Regions from separate parts of the Mus musculus genome. Here region 2 is linked to region 1. Evidence: chromatin loops called from intact Hi-C (ENCODE). Cell type or tissue: gastrocnemius. All regions are shown on one strand.

What was found. A loop is a pair of places that touch in the nucleus more often than their neighbours do. Peaks named below come from ENCODE experiments on the same cell type or tissue, not always from the same donor. Only the 100,000 strongest peaks of a DNase experiment are listed, where the experiment ranks them.
Region 2: a loop joins it to region 1, with 3.0 times the contacts of the local background. A loop is called at or near these places in 13 of 42 quality-filtered maps.

What each region holds. Positions count from the first base shown.
Region 1 is chr11:5,177,119-5,185,118 of GRCm38, forward strand. No RefSeq gene overlaps it. Among named protein-coding and RNA genes, the nearest start is that of Emid1, 29 kb to the left of the region's middle. In gastrocnemius, a CTCF peak has its summit at 4,923; DNase peaks (open chromatin) are centred at 2,898, 4,952, 5,453 and 7,402; H3K27ac peaks cover 2,096 bases.
Region 2 is chr11:5,258,147-5,266,146 of GRCm38, forward strand. Kremen1 (kringle containing transmembrane protein 1) reads right to left here and starts at 3,464. Exons shown (of 9, transcript NM_032396.3): 1 at 3,289-3,464. The coding sequence starts at 3,379. Gm46268 (a long non-coding RNA gene) reads left to right here and starts at 2,871. Exons shown (of 4, transcript XR_003949640.1): 1 at 2,871-3,070; 2 at 3,570-3,936; 3 at 5,593-5,679. In gastrocnemius, no CTCF peak of the experiment used is centred here; DNase peaks (open chromatin) are centred at 3,598 and 5,135; H3K4me3 peaks cover 2,512 bases; H3K27ac peaks cover 5,376 bases.

The sequences.
Region 1 (8,000 bases):
GCTGAGATAGAAGGTGGAGAGTTTGAGGCTACCTCACAAACAAACAAACAAACAAACAAACACGTGCTAGGGTAGAGCTCTTGCCTTGGCCCTGGCATGATCTCTAGTGTGGTTTAAAAAAAAAAAAACAACCCTAAAGAAGAGATTCTGGCTGCCAGCAGAGGCAGGAAGCAGGATGTGCGCATCACAGCCGCTTACCACAGCCTGAGGCAGGAAGGAAAGACTGACATAAAAACCCTTTGATCGTGGTCTCTTGATCTCTGAAAGGTTCATCTCATCACGGCTGAGAAAGGATGGGCGTCTATAACTTCTGTGTCGCCTAAGACTCACTGGATCCTCTAGAATATTCCCAACCGAGCCAATGGCCAACGCCCTGGGTAGGCTTCTGGTGAACTGAGCTAGGTGCCAGGTCAGGCGGGAGTCCTCCGCGCTCAGTGGCCTACAGCTGGTACAAGGAGACAGGTAACTTCCAGAAGGCCAGCCTGGCCAGGGTACATGGCCTCAGGCTCCACAAAGCAGAGGCCATTGTCTGTCCCAGTATTCCTTGCCATCAACACTATCATATATCCTATCATATCAGTCATATGATGTTCAGTAAATATTTATAGGTAAAATGAACCATGTAGGAGCTGGGAGATGGTTAAGAGCACTGGCTGCTCTTCCAGAGGACCCAGGTTCAGTTCCCAGCACTTACAGGGCAGCTCACAACTGCCTATAACTCCAGTTCCAGGGGATCTGACACCCTCAAACAGATATACATACAGGCAAAACACCAGTGCACAAAGAAGTAAATAAATAAATCATTAAAAAGGTCTTGGAGGGAGAAGTCTGAAAGGGTATGCTGGTACCGGGGACTATATGCACGTATGGTGGGTATACACATGTTTGGTGTGCACACAAATATCTATGTAGTATGTGCTAGACATAGATGGGCAAAGTGTTTAGCCTCAGCAGCAGAGTCTCTGGACTCAGGACTGACTATAATTTGTGGGCACCACAGTGCAAAATGAAAATATAGAGTCTCTTCTTGGAAAAATAATGAAGACTCTCAGGAGGCCAACAGCCAGAGCCAAATCAGGAGCACAGGACCCTGCAAACGCCATATACCTGGGACGGCCAGCCCTATGAGCTGCAGCCCCAAGTCCTCGCTCCCTAAGAGCTCCCGGTCCATAGGTTTGCATCCCCCCCTGCCCCCACTTCCCAGTTCCCTCTTTTTTTTTTTTTTTTTCTTTTTTATCTAGACAGGGTTTCTCTGTATAGCCCTGGCTGTCCTGGAACTCAGAAATCCGGCTGCCTCTGCCTCCGAGTGCTGGGATTAAAGGCGTGCGCCACCACGCCCCGGCCAGTCCCCTTTTTTTCTTGTAAAGCTAGGTTCCTGCCTGGCTGGTCTCAGGGTTAGCGAGCATCCCTCTGTCCCTTGCTGGGGCACTCACTGTCTGCTACTTTGTGTTGTGGTTGGAACAATGAGAATTTCTTCCCTGGGGAGATGTAAATCCCTTCCTCCCTCCCTCCCTCCTTTCCTTTCCTCCCTCCCTCCCTCTTCTAAGAACGCAATATCAAACTAGAGTTTGGTTTCATCAAGGCTCACACATGACCAGAGCATGAGTGAAGGCTTGCCTACAGGAGTATGTGTGACTCTGTAGCAGCAGACTGGAAAGTTTTCACCCACCATGGATGGTGGCTCCCCCATAGCACAGGTGGAACCCCTTTTCTCACCCCCATCTTTCTAGTCTGGTTCTTTCTAGCAGCCTCTGTGGAGATGACACTGACCATGGAGGCAAAGCCACAGTTAAACTGACAGTTTAGGTCTGCAATGCCTCCCAAAGCCATGTGTGGAAGGCGTGGCTTCCCCGTTTGTTGCTATTGAGAGGTGGTGGTACCTTTAAAGGGTAGGTCCTCTTGGAAGGTCTTTATGTCATTTGGGGTGTGTCCTTGAAGGGGATTTGTTGCAAACCTGACCCCTTTTCTTCTCTTGCTGCCTGGCCAAAAGGTGAGCAGGTTTTTCCTTAACACAAGCTCTCACTGGGATGCACTGCACAGGCCCAGAGCAGAGCAGGGCTGACTGACCACAGGCCAAACTTCCAAATCTCCAAGCCCCACAAAGCCTTGATTCAATGTTTATCCTCAAATATTTGTTACAGAGACAAAAAACTGCCAAACATGGACGCTTAGGAACAAATTCCGCTCTCTGGGCTCAGTCCCAGGTAGAGAGAGAGAGAGAGAGAGAGAGAGAGAGAGAGAGAAGGCTGAGCCTTTGGTGACAGAATTTCATAGTCAGGGTGCATTTGATGACAGCTGGCCTTCTCAGTCCCTGGTTACACCCCAGAGAAGGCCTGACTGTGACTGCTGCCCCTCAGGGTTAAATGAAATCGTATACTTGTCCTGCTTAGCCAGAAACAGTCCCTCAGGTGTTAACAAACCATCAAGGCTGCAAGTCAGCCCTGCACTCTTGTGTTTGCGCCTCGAGGGTTGGTGTGGGAAGCTTTCTGGCGATAGGTCCCTAGAGCCTGATTCAATTTAAAAGACGCTGCCAGCATCCTTCCAGAGAGCATCCCGTGGCCTTGAAGCCTCCCTCAGCAGCTTTCCCGCTTGCTGCAGACCCACTGGTAGATCAAACGTCCCAAATGTGGAGAGTTCATTACTGACTTGGTGCCATCTGCTTGGGAGGACAGGGGAGCTTGCTGGAGCTCTTTTTTCCCCCCTCTCTTTTCTTGTTCTCCTTTCTCTTTCCAAAGACATAAACTTGGACTGCCAGCACATGGGGAGGAAGGATGGGGCTGGAGATGTTTATTTTGTAGTTTTCAAAGAAAAGGACTTTTGGTCTAGTAACTGAACATTCTGCTGGCTTTGGGGACAAGCTTTGTTTGTCTCAGCAGGTGTCTCTGGGGGTGACTTGGGGTGAGGCAGGACAGTGGCATAAGTAATGCAGGACCGCAAAATGGGTCCAGACCAGTAGCTTTGGAACACCTCCAGGTGACTTGTCCAAGCAGGGCACATATTCTCCTTGGTGCTCTGGAAACACACATGGCTGCTTTCTTCTGAATGACGGGGACACTTAGATTGCCCTTGCTTTCTTGTGCCTCCCATCCTTTTTAAAGATCAATGTCATTGTATTTTCAAAATGGCACATGTAGTTCATAAATGCAAACTACTTGAGCCACATATAAACACATCAAATAAAGTGGGAATGCTCCCGTGCTCCTCCTGCCCCTCCATTGGTGCTCCCCAATCCCCTTCCTCCTCATGCCCCTCCAGAGGTGCTCACTGACAGCCTAGCTGGGGCTTTAGTGCCTATACACACACAGTCATGCACGTGTGCACTCTTTAACTTGGGCAGCCTAACAAGGCCTTCTTTAAAGGGGCTGAGGGAGGCTCAGCAGGTAGGAGTAACTGCACTTGCTGAGCACCCTCCCATATTGGATGGCTTACAACCACCTCTAAGTCCACCTCCAGAAGATACATACACTTACATGCACATACCTGCCACCCCAGCACCCCACCACACACACACACACACACACACACACACACACACACAATAATAAATAAGACAATGGTGCTGGAGAGATGACGAATCAGTTGAGAGAGCACTGGCTGCACTCATAGAGGATTCAGGTCCTAGTACCCGCATGGTGGCTCACAACCACCTGTACCACCAGTTTCCAGGGACCTGACACCCTCTTCTGGCTGTGTGCATGCATTCAGTGTACAAAAACGCACAAAGTCTCTCTCTCTCACACACACACAAATATAAATGTTTTTAAGAGACAAAACTGAAGAAATATGGAAGACATAAGACTGTTATGTAATGTGATTTCTTCCTGTAGAGGTCCTGATACCTGTGTCAGCAACACAGATGAGGCATGGACGATCATGCTCTTGCTGATGGGCTGAGCTCTCTGATGGGCAGCAAGAGTGCTCTTCAAAACCTGCTCTGGCTCCAAGCCTCATTCTAAATGAACCCTTTCCTGTCCTCGCCTCTGTAACCACAACTCCCCACTGTGCCTTCTTCAGTGTAAGGAACTGGACTTCAGAAACCATGAAGGAAAGACTCTTCCCCCCTTGTTTCTGTTGGCTATTTGTTACAGAGACACGAACTGATAAACCCGTGGGCAGTGTGAGGGGACGGTGATAAGTCTTATAGTGTAACAGGTCCCAGACTGTAACACAGCTGACTCCATGATGGAAGTGCCATTCTGGCTGGAAGACTCAGCATGCAGACAGCACCACCTGCCAACACCAAAACAAAGACCTGATCCAGCTGGGCAGTGATGGCGCATGCTTTACTCTCAGCACTCAGGAGGCAGAGTCAGGCTGAGCTCTGTGAGTGTGTGAGTTCAAAGCCAGCCTGGTCTACAGAGTGAGTTCCAGGACAGCCAGGGCTATATACAGAGAGACGCTTTCTCAAGAAACAAACAAACAAACAAACAAACAAAACCCAAACATAAACAAAGATCAAATCCATCAAAGCCCTTAGTTCTGGGAAGGTCTCTAACAGTACTAACCTTATTTTATGGCTTCTGAAGTTCCACGTATGGCTAACTGTTCTTGTTAACTGAAGTATGTCAACCCAGGTCATGGTTGTTTGCTTGTTTGTTTGTTTTTGTGCATAAAAGCTCAGCTGAGAAAAGCTCCAGATTACACTGGGATCCCAAACACCCAGTGTAGTCGCAGGCTGGCTTTCTTTTGACTTAGAGACCAGAGCAGTCTTCTCGGGCGAATACACCACAACAATAAGGTCAGAGCAACGGAAAATGACCTCCAAGTGTGAGAGGTTCTGTCATCCTGAGAAGGAGAAGGGCAAAGTCAATGTCCAGGCTTAGGACCTGGAGGCCAAGACTTCAACGGAGGATGCAGGTTACCTGGAAGCTCGAGTCGAGCTTTCATTTCCGCACAATCTCAGATCTCACCACAGGGAGGCGCTGGTGAGCAAGGCTGCAGAGGCGAGGGCTTCTGCAGGGTGGAGGCTGCCAGCGCCTTGCAGGTCTTGAGCATGGCTGCCAGCTGGGCCAGGTGCTTCACCCCGTCTGTTTGCCCACCTGGGGCCTTGAAGGAGATGAAGGTCATTCAAGTTTTTCTGTGGTTGGGCCCTTAATTAAGTGGTTCTCAACCTGTGGGTCGAGACCCCTTTGGCAAACCGTCCAGCTCCAAAAATATTTACACTAAGATTCATCACAGTAACAGCAGCTATGAAGTAGTAATGAAAACAATTTTACGGTTGGGGAGTCACCACAACATGGGAAACTGTATTAAAGGGTCGCAGCACTGGGAAGGTTGGGAACCACTGCCTTAACTGAAGCAAATGATAATGCAATTCTCTGAAGGAACAGGAGCAGCAAGGTAGATTAAGCCCTGAGATGGCAGGCAGGAGACACTCCGTGGGGCTGTGGGCCTGAGGGTTTGGCTCAACTGGGAAAGTGCTTGTTGAGCAAGCATAAAGACCCGAGTTCCAGATCCACACCCATGTAAGAAAGCCAGACACCTGCTCACACCAGCAGCCCAGGCCTGAGGAGGCAGAGGCAGGAAGGCCTGGCTTGCTGGCCAGCCCCGGGTGCAGTGGAGAGGGCCACCGAGATGGCTCAGCAGGTAAAGGAGATTGCTGCCAATCGGACAACTTGAATTCTAACTCTAGGAACCACCTTGTGAAATAGAAAACCAACACATGCAAGTTGTCCTCTGATTGTCTCTCACACACACACACACACACACACACACACACACACACAGCATGGCATTCCTGCCCAACACACACACACACACACACACACACACACACAGCATGGCATTCCTGCCCAACACACACACACACACACACACACACACACAGCATGTATTGAATGCACTGAGGGGAAAGCAGTCACTGACAGGAACCAGGTCAGTTCTTTTCTCAGAAGCACACTGCCCTTATGGACGTGTTGTTGGCTTGTCATCTTGTCATCCGATACAAGGCCAGCCCCCTCCCTTCCCCTGCCCCAGAACAAGATCACCTAAAGTCCCATGAAGTCTGGTTTGTGACTCAGCTCTTATTTGCAGAATAGGGACTGATGGCTGGGCATGGAGGCACAAATCTGTAATCCCAGAACTCAGGAGATGGAAATAGGAGAGAATCAGGTTCAAGGCCAACCTCGACTACATCGCAAGTTCAAAGCCAGTCTCATCTGGATGAGATCCCTTTTTTAAAAAAATAAAAAAATCAATCAAACCACAAGAATAGGGACTATGGGCCATGTATCCATTACGACAACAGGTCCCCTCCTGTCTTCGATCCTTAGTTACTGCTAAAATCTATCTGTATTAAGAATACAGAGGCCAGGGCTGGAGAGATGGCTCAGCAGTTAGAAAGGAGCAAGGGCTGTTCTTCCTAGATGACCCAGGTTCAATTCCCAGCACCCGGAGGGGAAACCAGTACATTACATGAACTGTCTATAAAATTCCAGTTCTTCACACAGACATGCACGCAGGCAAGACACCAGTGCACATGAAACTTTTAAAAGACTGGGTGTGTTGGTGCACACCTTTGATCCCAGCACTTAGGAGGGAGACAGAAACAGGCAAATCTTTGAGTTCAAGGCCAGCCTGGTCTAGAGAGTGAGTTCCAGGACAACCAGACCACACAGAGAAACCCTGTCTCAAACAAACAAACAAACAAACAAACAAACAAACAAAATCAGAAAAAGAAAAAGCACAGGTATTGCCTGCAGCGGCCAAGTTAAATATGAGGTATTCCATTGACTAACAGGGCGTAATCTGGGATTGAACTCACGTCTTTTCTCAGCCTCCCAAATGTAGGGATTTCTGGTGCACCACATGAGGCTGTGCTCAACCAATTTACCACATGGGCAGTGGCGTGGGGGTGGGAGGCGCTCAGGGGCTGGAAGAGAAGGTCACTTGACTGGAGTCTGGGAACCAGCGGTAGCAGCAGACCCTCGAGTCTAGGTCCGCAGTCATGTGTCTCTGGTAGGAAATCCCTGGTTTCCCTGGCAGAAGAAGGTGATTTGGCTAATGTTACACGCACAAGGTGTGACATCAAGCCCATGTCCTGCACTCTTCAGCTCTGCTTTGTCCCCAGTCATAGACTCAGACTAGGAGAGTTTCTGGGAGGGAGAGTCCCAGCCTTAGCAAATAACCAAAAATGGAGAGGGCCCTGTGGTTAATCCCGCCGTGCCTCACCCACTAACAGACTAACAGACTGGAGGGGTCTCTGCGTGGGAAGGAAATGATTTTAACCCAGGGCTTGGCTGGGAGGCTCTGGGGGCGGAGTCCAACTCACGGGTATTAGAAGAGGGAAACAAAGAATTGCTGAGGATGGCAAACTGGTTATAATTAAAAGAACCTGGGTTCTGGAAAACAGTGTGGGGCGGCCAGCTGTCCTGGGTCTGGGTTCCTGCTTGGAGCTGGGGGTGGGGCGGGAACAGACAACCCCAAGAGCCAGCTGCCCTAGCTGCTGGGCAGACCCCTGAGGAGAGACCGAGGCAGAGCAGACTGTGGGAGGAGAGCCTCTCTCCTTAGGGCTCTCTCGGGCCAGGATGCACAGGAAGGCACGAGTGCGTGTGTGCGTGCGTGTGTGTGTGTGTGTGTGTGCGTGCGTGCGTGCGTGTGTGTGTGTGTGTGTGCGCGCGCGTGTGTGTGTGTGTGTGTGTGTGTGTGTGTGTGTGTGCGCGTGTGTGTGTGTGTGTGTGTGTGTGTGTTGGGGGTGGGGGGGTCCCCTCAGCTCCCCGCTCTATTGCTCCTTCCCATTTCCCACAACCCAGACTCAGCCATGCTGTCTCTCAGGAAACCAAGCAGGCTGGAGGATGGGTCAGGCCTGATTCTAGTGCTTCATGGATGAGATATTTAAACTCTCAGAGCCATGTTTCTCCCATCTGAGTGGGGACAGAAACAAGACCTAATCCGTGCAGTTGCCGCAGGGATTAAGTAGTGAACAGCAGGGTTGCGAGCAAGCAAAGGCCTGTGGGTGTGGGCAGGCGCCTGCTATTGCATGGCTCCTGGGTGGAGGACTC
Region 2 (8,000 bases), 81 kb after region 1:
AGCTTTCCAAATAGCTGGAGCACAACTGTATCATCACTGTGCCTGACTCTCACAAGTATCAAAGGTTAATTCACAGTAAATGGTAAAAGGTCTGTTCATTGAGTAAAATCAACCTGCTGTGTTGCTTTCCAGATCAGTAACCGCTTAAAAGTCGGTTCACATGACCTAGAGCAAGGTTAGATAAGTGAGCCGCTGAGCCAATCACGACCCAGAAACCAAGTTCAGACTGGGTTCTTAATTATAAAAAATTAAAAAGGACAAGATACCGTGACGTGTAAAAATGACAGAAAGCTTTAAATTTCAATGTCCAAAGAGTTGTATTAAAATACAACAGCCATTGGGAGGCAGAAGCAGGCAGATCTCTTTGAATCTGAGGCCAGCCTGGTCTATGTAGTGAATAACAACAGTGGTAGACAGTGAGACTCTGTCTTGGAAAAAATACCCAAAACCTAAACCGTTAAACAAAACCAGCAACGCCTATCCATTTTGTCTATGACTACTTTCGCCTCCACAGCCGGAGGCGAGAACCTGCACCTGCTGCAGTCTACGGGCCACAAAGCCTAAAGCATTTACTGTTCTGCCTTGGTCTAGAGCAGTGGTTCGCCTTCTCAATCTGTGGGTCTCCGACCCCTTTGGGGGTCAAATAACCCTTTCCCAGGGGTTACTTACGGCCATCAGAAAATGCAGATGTTTACATTATGATTCATAACAGTAGCAAAATTACGGTTGTTAAGGAGCAATGAAATAATTTTATGGGGGGGTGGGTTGTCACCACACCATGAGGAACTTTATTGAATTGTCGGAGCATGAGCAAGGTTGAAAACCGCTGGTCTACAGCCTCAGGTAGAGTTCCAGGCTCCAAAATTCAAAACTAGGGGCCATCAAGATGACTCTGATGTTAGAGGTGTTTGTATTAAGCTTGAAGATCTTTTAATCTCAGGGACTGACAAGGTAGATAGGGAGAATTGATTACCAAAAACACTCTGATCTCCACACTCACCCCATTAAGTACTCATCGCCATACTTCCCCAATAAATAAATCCTTTAAAACTTTAGATTCTAAACTAAAGCTGGTACACTGCTTACTACCAAAACCTCCCAATATGGAGATGATGAAGCTGTAGCTTTGTTTTAATCATTTTGCTTTTGGTCCACCTATTCTAAACTCTAAGTGTACTGACAGCTATATTGAGCACACCAATTTGGTCAGTACGGAGCCTAAACGCAATACTTTTTTGCTTTGAGATTTATAAAGGGAAAGTCCCAGTGATCAGGAGGCAGAGGCAGGCAGATCTCTGTGAGTTCGAGGCCAGCCTGGTCTAAAAAAGGTGGGGGGAAAGGAGGACTCACTTCATCTTAAACACTTAAATTATCCATCTATGGGGCTAAGAGAATTACTATAGAGTATGCAGGCCTTACAGGTGACCAAACTCAGGTTTTATAACAACACATATTACTGACTAATAGGACAAATTCCAGATGAGACGTTGAGGAGGATGGTGAGAGGCAAGAAAAGGCTACCACTAACCTCTGTCGCCTTTCTTATCAGTTGTGATAGAAGAGAACGCATGACAAAAGAGCAGAGAGACTGGAGATCATTTGGGGTTGACTACACACTATAATTAGAATAACATTGAAGGGGAATGAGCTAACTGTTTTTATAAAGTCAGCATTCAAAAATGCAAACCACCAGTAATTTAAATATTACAAAGTTGTGCAGAATATAAGTATTGGAATAATTTTTTCCATCCACAAAATTTTAGAGAAAATTACAGTATCACAAAATATGAAATGGTAAGTTTGGCATATTCTCAGTGTACAGCTTTTTTTTTTTTTTTTTTTAATTGGAAAGGATTTAACAAACTAGTCGCTAGGTTCTTGACAGGATATGATGCTGAAAACCATGTGGTTTGTTTCTGAAACTGCTTCTGGAACCAGAGGGGAAACATCACAAAGGCACTGATGTTGCAGAATGCTGAGGAACCCCGCTGAGGAGAGTTTGAGGGACCTAGTAAACTGTTTCACAACAGCCATAAATTTGTCCTTACCCAGGACTCCTAAATAAAAGCATACCAACTTTACCCAAGAGCTGTTGCATCTGACCTAGCAAAGCGTCGGTGCCTAACAGATGCTACCTCCCTGCAAGTGTGGGCAGAATAGGCTCACAGTGCCCTTTCCAGGAAGGAGCGCCAGTCCACTCCCACCCGTACCTCTCTCTCCATAGAGGACATTAAATCCTGAACACAAAGATGACAAAGTGGAAGGAGTTACTAGGTTACAGTTATGTTGACACGTCCTGGCTCTCGGAACGTCCCTCCCTCCCTCCCTGTTCACATACTACAAACAGTAGAAAAGAGCACATTATAGAAGTCCCATAGAAGGCAGCAATCACCTAGAAACCACTTCTACTGAGTCTCAGGTTTGGTGTGTTGGGAACTCCTCATTCTGCCGTCCCAAAACCCAGCTTTGCCTTTTGCCGGGATTCATCCTGAAAGAAATTCAGTATTCGCTGGGTAAACCAGGTGTCTAGTCCTTAGTGAACTGGGAAACACTATAATAAGTATTATTAAATCGTTTAATGACTACACATGGTGGAACACTCTAAGCAAGTTGCCTACAGTGTATCATTTAATGTTCACCAACACTGCTCATGGGAGTGAGTTACCCCCCCCCACTTTCAGATCAAGTAACAGAGGTTCAAGCAGCTTTGCCTCAAAATCACACAGAAAATAAATCTCAGCCTTTCCCCTAAATCCAAGCTGTCAAGAAAACAAAGCAACTCTGAGTTTTCTTTTACTAGTAAAACCCTGCCTTCGCAACATCACAATCCGCAACTTAGGGTGGAGACCCCAGTGGCAGGTTCACCAATGTCCTATGCTCATCAGCTCTCAACAACCTGCAAAGAAACCGAACTGGGCCAGACAACACCCTCATGCTTGTCCTTCCACTGGGAAAGGATTCCGAGGCAAGGAAGGGCGTGTGGGAACTAAGCTGCCATCCCAGCTTCCATCCTGGCCGAGAGCACCACCTCGGGCGGACGCCGCGGTGGACTCAGAGTAGTCTGCACTCGGTACGGGCGACTTTAGCCGTCACGCACCCCCTTCTCTTCCGTAAGTCGGAAGCAGAGTTCGGCAAAGTTAGAAGCCGGCACTCGGGGCAGAGTCCTGGTAACGCGGGACAGGCGCGTCCACGCCGCGTGCTGGGACAGAAGCCCGAACATCGGGTTCTCCGGGGTCCACGCGCGAGAGAGGGCGAGGGGGTTCGGGGGGGGGCCGGGGTCTCACTCACCGGGGCCGGAGCGGGGACCGGGCGCGGGCCGGGCCGCCAGAGTGAGCGCAGCGGCGGAGAGCAGCGCGAGACGGGCGGCGGGCGGCGCCATGGGCCGTCAGTGCGGGACCCCCGGGCGCGGCCCGGGGCAGAGGGGGCAGCACCGGGAGCCGGGGGCGGCCATGGGAGCAGGACGGAGCTCAGCGTCGCCCCGCCCTCGCCGCCCGGCCCGCCCCGGTCCGCCCCGGCCCGCCCCGGTCCGCCCCGGCCCGCCCTCCTCAGCGCCGCCCCGTCCTCCTCAGCACCGCCCGGATTGCCTGACGCCTGCTAGGATTCCGAGCCGGGCGGCCTGCGCATGCGCGGCCTGCCACTCACGCGCGGGAGCCCGCCCCCGCCCCACCTGGCTCCGCCCCCACAGCAGGCGCGGTGAGGCCACCCGAGGTGTGGAGTCTACAGGTGAGGGCGGGACGGGTCCTGCCTCTGAGTCCCCACGCTGAGGTTTGTCGGCGCTGACACCGGCCGAGCGCCGTGACCCCTGTTTCACCCTTACCTAGGTCGTGACTCACGCGCGAGTTCCACCACTGCGGTAGTAACCAGAACAAACCTCTTGCTCTTGCTAGGCTCGTGGTAGCGGCTAGCCAAAGCGTGTTCTGGAGTCCTCCAGTCCCGGTTCGTATCCCACTTGGTTACTCGTAAGATCTGTATAAATGTATACAGGTTTAAAGAAAACGGGGCTCCCTTCTGCTCAGTGGTATGTCGATACCGTCTGCTCCACAAAGCGGTTGTACAAAGTGAGATAATGCACGGAAACCTCGCACGCACAGTGGGGGCTCAGTAAATGTGGAGTTCTTTCTCCTTGTGGAGTCCTGCAGCTACCAAAGGGACAGCATACTGAGCCTTGTGCAGAATCCTATCATATCCGTGTCAACTAGCGCAACTTATTCTTTTAAAAATATGTATTTACAGCGGTGCAGTGGTGGCGCACGCCTTTAATCCCAGTACTCGGGAGGCAGAGGCAGATAGGTCTTGGTGTTGGAGACTAGTCTGATCTATAAAGCGAGTTCCAGAACAGCCAGGGCTATAAAACAGAAACAAAGAAAAAAATATATGTATGTATAAATGCATATGTACATACATATATGTTTTTTATTGTATGTGTATGGGTGCATGTGTAACACCAGAGGACCATTTGTGGGAGTCGGTTCTCCTTGCACTGTCGGTTCTGGGAACTCAGGTCCTCAACCTTGGTGGCAATTGTCTTTACCGATGAGCCATCACACCAGTTTTAAATTATTATTATTATTATTTTGAGTCTTGGAACTATGTAGATCAGGCTGTCCTCGCACTCACAGAGGTCTTCCTGCCTACGCCTCCCAAGTGCTAGAATAAAGGTGTGTGTCCCCACTCCCAGTTAAATTATTTTTAATTAGTATAAAATGGGTGATACACTATATATTTGCATATATATGTATCTGTGTGTATATATATATATCTCACCAATGTATTTTGCTCAACCATCAGCAAAATAGGAACCATAAAAGACCTCAAGGTCCAAAGATACGGAAGCAACAAAAGTGCCCAACTCGATGGGGCAAGCGCTGTGTCTCTTCATTAGGGGAGACTTGGGGTTCTGTGGCTTAAATTCTCGGTCTCCGCGAGGCAGCCCCCCACCCCCCAGGATCTCGAGCCTCCTTACTCCTCCTCACACCCCCAGGCAGCGGGGATTTTCCGATTGCTCTTGCTTAAAACGCCACGGCGACGCCCGGCAGGACAGGTCCGGGCTGTGCACCGAGAGCTTTCAAGTCCTTGGTCCGGGGCTGGCAAGTACAGGCCTGCACCAGGCTTGGCGGTGGCAGGAACATCTGCCCTCCTGTTCCTACTCGCTGTGCCCGGAGCAGGGCTGGGCGATCCTGGCCCCGTGGGATACCCTGGCCTACCTGGGGTACACCCACCCCTGCGCCCTGTGCCCCTCGCCCTCTCACTGGGCAGGTGTTCTCCCCAGCCTTCCCACACTCAGGAGGCAGCTCCCAGAGCTGGGCCCCAAGGGCGTAGATACCTCCCACGAGGCGCCTGCCTTTCTGTCCCTCTCCACCCACACGACCCAGAGCTGTGGCAAGAAGAATCTTGTTCAATCGTTTGCTTTCCCTGTTGTTCCTGAATTCAAGAACCCTAGGTGTTTCTGAGTGGACGCCCCCACCGCCCAGTGGACACACCCTTCACTTACTAGTGAGAACTCAGCCTCCAGGTTCCACACGTGGGACTGTTGTGTATATATATATATATTTTTTTTTCTTTTCTTTTCTTTTTTCTTCCTTTTTAACTGAGGGCCTAACATGACCCATGGACATCGGACATTACGGAGCAGAGAGCTTCGGCCCACAGCTGCAACAAGGAAAGAGCAATACGATTATGGTTAAGTCTGTGGTAACAATAAAGGGGCTACCCCAGGGGCCTGTGATATGGGGAGACACCACCGAAGCCAGTGCTCCACAAGGCTGCTTCACTGAGGTTGTTTTTAAGGGCCATAGGGCTTTTTGGTGATGCGCCTGCTTTTAAGTCACTCAGCTTCTGTCGTGAGACTGGATAAATTCGTTGGTTACAAAGCTGGGTTCGGGAGGAGTCTTCCTTGTCTGCTGTCGGAGCTAAATTTAGGGTGAATGGGTGTTTGTTCATACCTCCTCAGGCAAGGCAACCCAACACCAGCCTGTTTGCTCCTCCAGGAAGCCCTGTGACCTCTACCCTACACTCTTGGCTCTCCCCTCAAATGCAGCATTACCTTCAAAGACAATTTAAACCAACAGCGAACATTGGTGCAGACACTAGGTAGGGTGAGCCTTGCCCCACTCCACGAATAGTCAGACATGGATGGGGATATAGCTCAGTTAGAGTGTTTACTTAGCATGCACAAAGGCCTGCTCTCGACACCAAAGAAACAAGGTGGGTGCCTGTCATCTCCAGATTGGGAGGTAGAGGCAGGAGAATCAAGAGAGTTCAAGGTCACCCTCAACTACTCAAGTGCAAAGCCAGCCTAGATGGATTTTGTGGCACTGTCTCAAAACAAAGACAGACAGGAACATGGGCAGTGCTGAGGACAGCTCAGATGTGTGTGAGTGTGTGTGTGGGTGGGTGAGTGTGTGTGTGTGTGTGTGTGTGTGTGTAGGGTATTTCAGACACCCAGGATACTACAGAGACACCAATAAGATGTACTCTCTGTGCCTGTGTGGCCAGCGCTCTAGTGAGTCCCACCTCCAACCCTAGCACTAGAGTTGTTGTGGAACCCTGGGAGAGAAACTTGCCTAGGGTAAGTGAGTCCTTGGGTTCCATCCAAAACACAGCAACAATCAGTCAGGACGCTGGAGAGAAGCAAAACCAATCCCCTGCACTTTAACCAACCTACAGTTTAATAGACTTTTTGTTTTGTTTTTCTTTTCTTTTTCTTTCTTTCTTTCTTTTTTTTTTTTTTTTCAAGACAGGGTTTCTCTGGGTAGCCCTGGCTGTCTTGGAACTCAGAAAACCGCCTGCCTCTGCCTCCCGAGTGCTGGGACTAAAGGCGTGCACCACCACGCCCGGCTTATTTTGTTTTTCAAGACAGGATTTCTCTGTGTATCCCTGATGATCCTGGAACTTGCTCTGGCCTCCAACCCAAAGATCTGCTTGCCTCTTCGTCCTGAGTGCTGGTATTAAAGGTGTGTACCACCACACCACCACACCTGGCTACTAGATTCTTTCTATATCTCCTTTGGGTGTCAGAGGAGAAAATAGGAAGGGGGCACACAGGAGATCAAAAAAAAAAATTTCTTTTGGCCAACTCAGGGCATCCAGGCTTCCTGATAATAGCTTGAGATGATGGTGCCTCCTCCCTTATATAGAAAGTTGCCCCTGCAGATCTGGTATCAGCCTCTACTGTTCATCAAACTCTCCACCCTTAGTGCAATCAGAATAAGCTCTTCAGTTTGTATGACTGCATAGGAAATGAAAATACAGGGTCCTAGCAGGGCATAGTGGCATATACCTTTAGTCCCAGAACTCAGGAAGCAGGTGGATATCTGTGAGTCTGAGGCCAGTCTGGTCTACAGAGGGACTTCCAAGACAGCCAGGGCTACACAGAGAATCCCTGTCTCTAAAGACTATCCACCCCCACAACACACACACAAAGAAAATATAGGGTCCTGTGTTCAGACTTATTAAGAATTTCAAGCCTGGCCTTATGGCTCACACCTGCACTGGGGAGGCTAAGTTAGGGGGATTGTTGGATGTTCAAGGGCAAAACAAAACAAAAGAAAAAACAGAAGAATTTTAAGATGTTGACAGCAGAGCATTAAATGGTAGCCTGTCCTGTCCAAGCACTCTGATCTTTTTCACTACATATGTGGCACACTCGTGAAAGTGACCCCGTGTGAAGGCCTGTGAGCGCCTACCCATTGGGCTGCCTTGAGAAAGGAGCACCCTCTGGCCTTCCCTACCCCCACCTTCTCTCTGAAGCTGAAAGCCCAGCACAGATGATGGAAACATCGTCCTGGAGGCTAAAAATACAGCTGAGAGTGTCTAGGTCATAGCTTAAGGGCTCAAGGTCTTTCGCTCAGTTATGTGGTGTTGGGCTCCAGCCCCAGATGCTCATTTCAATGCTTTGCATGCCTGGGGTGTTTCGGAGACTTATTTCATGGAAAGAATTAGGATATTCATGACAGCACCTTGCCTTCAATAGGATGCTGACGTTTGAGTCCATTCGCCTG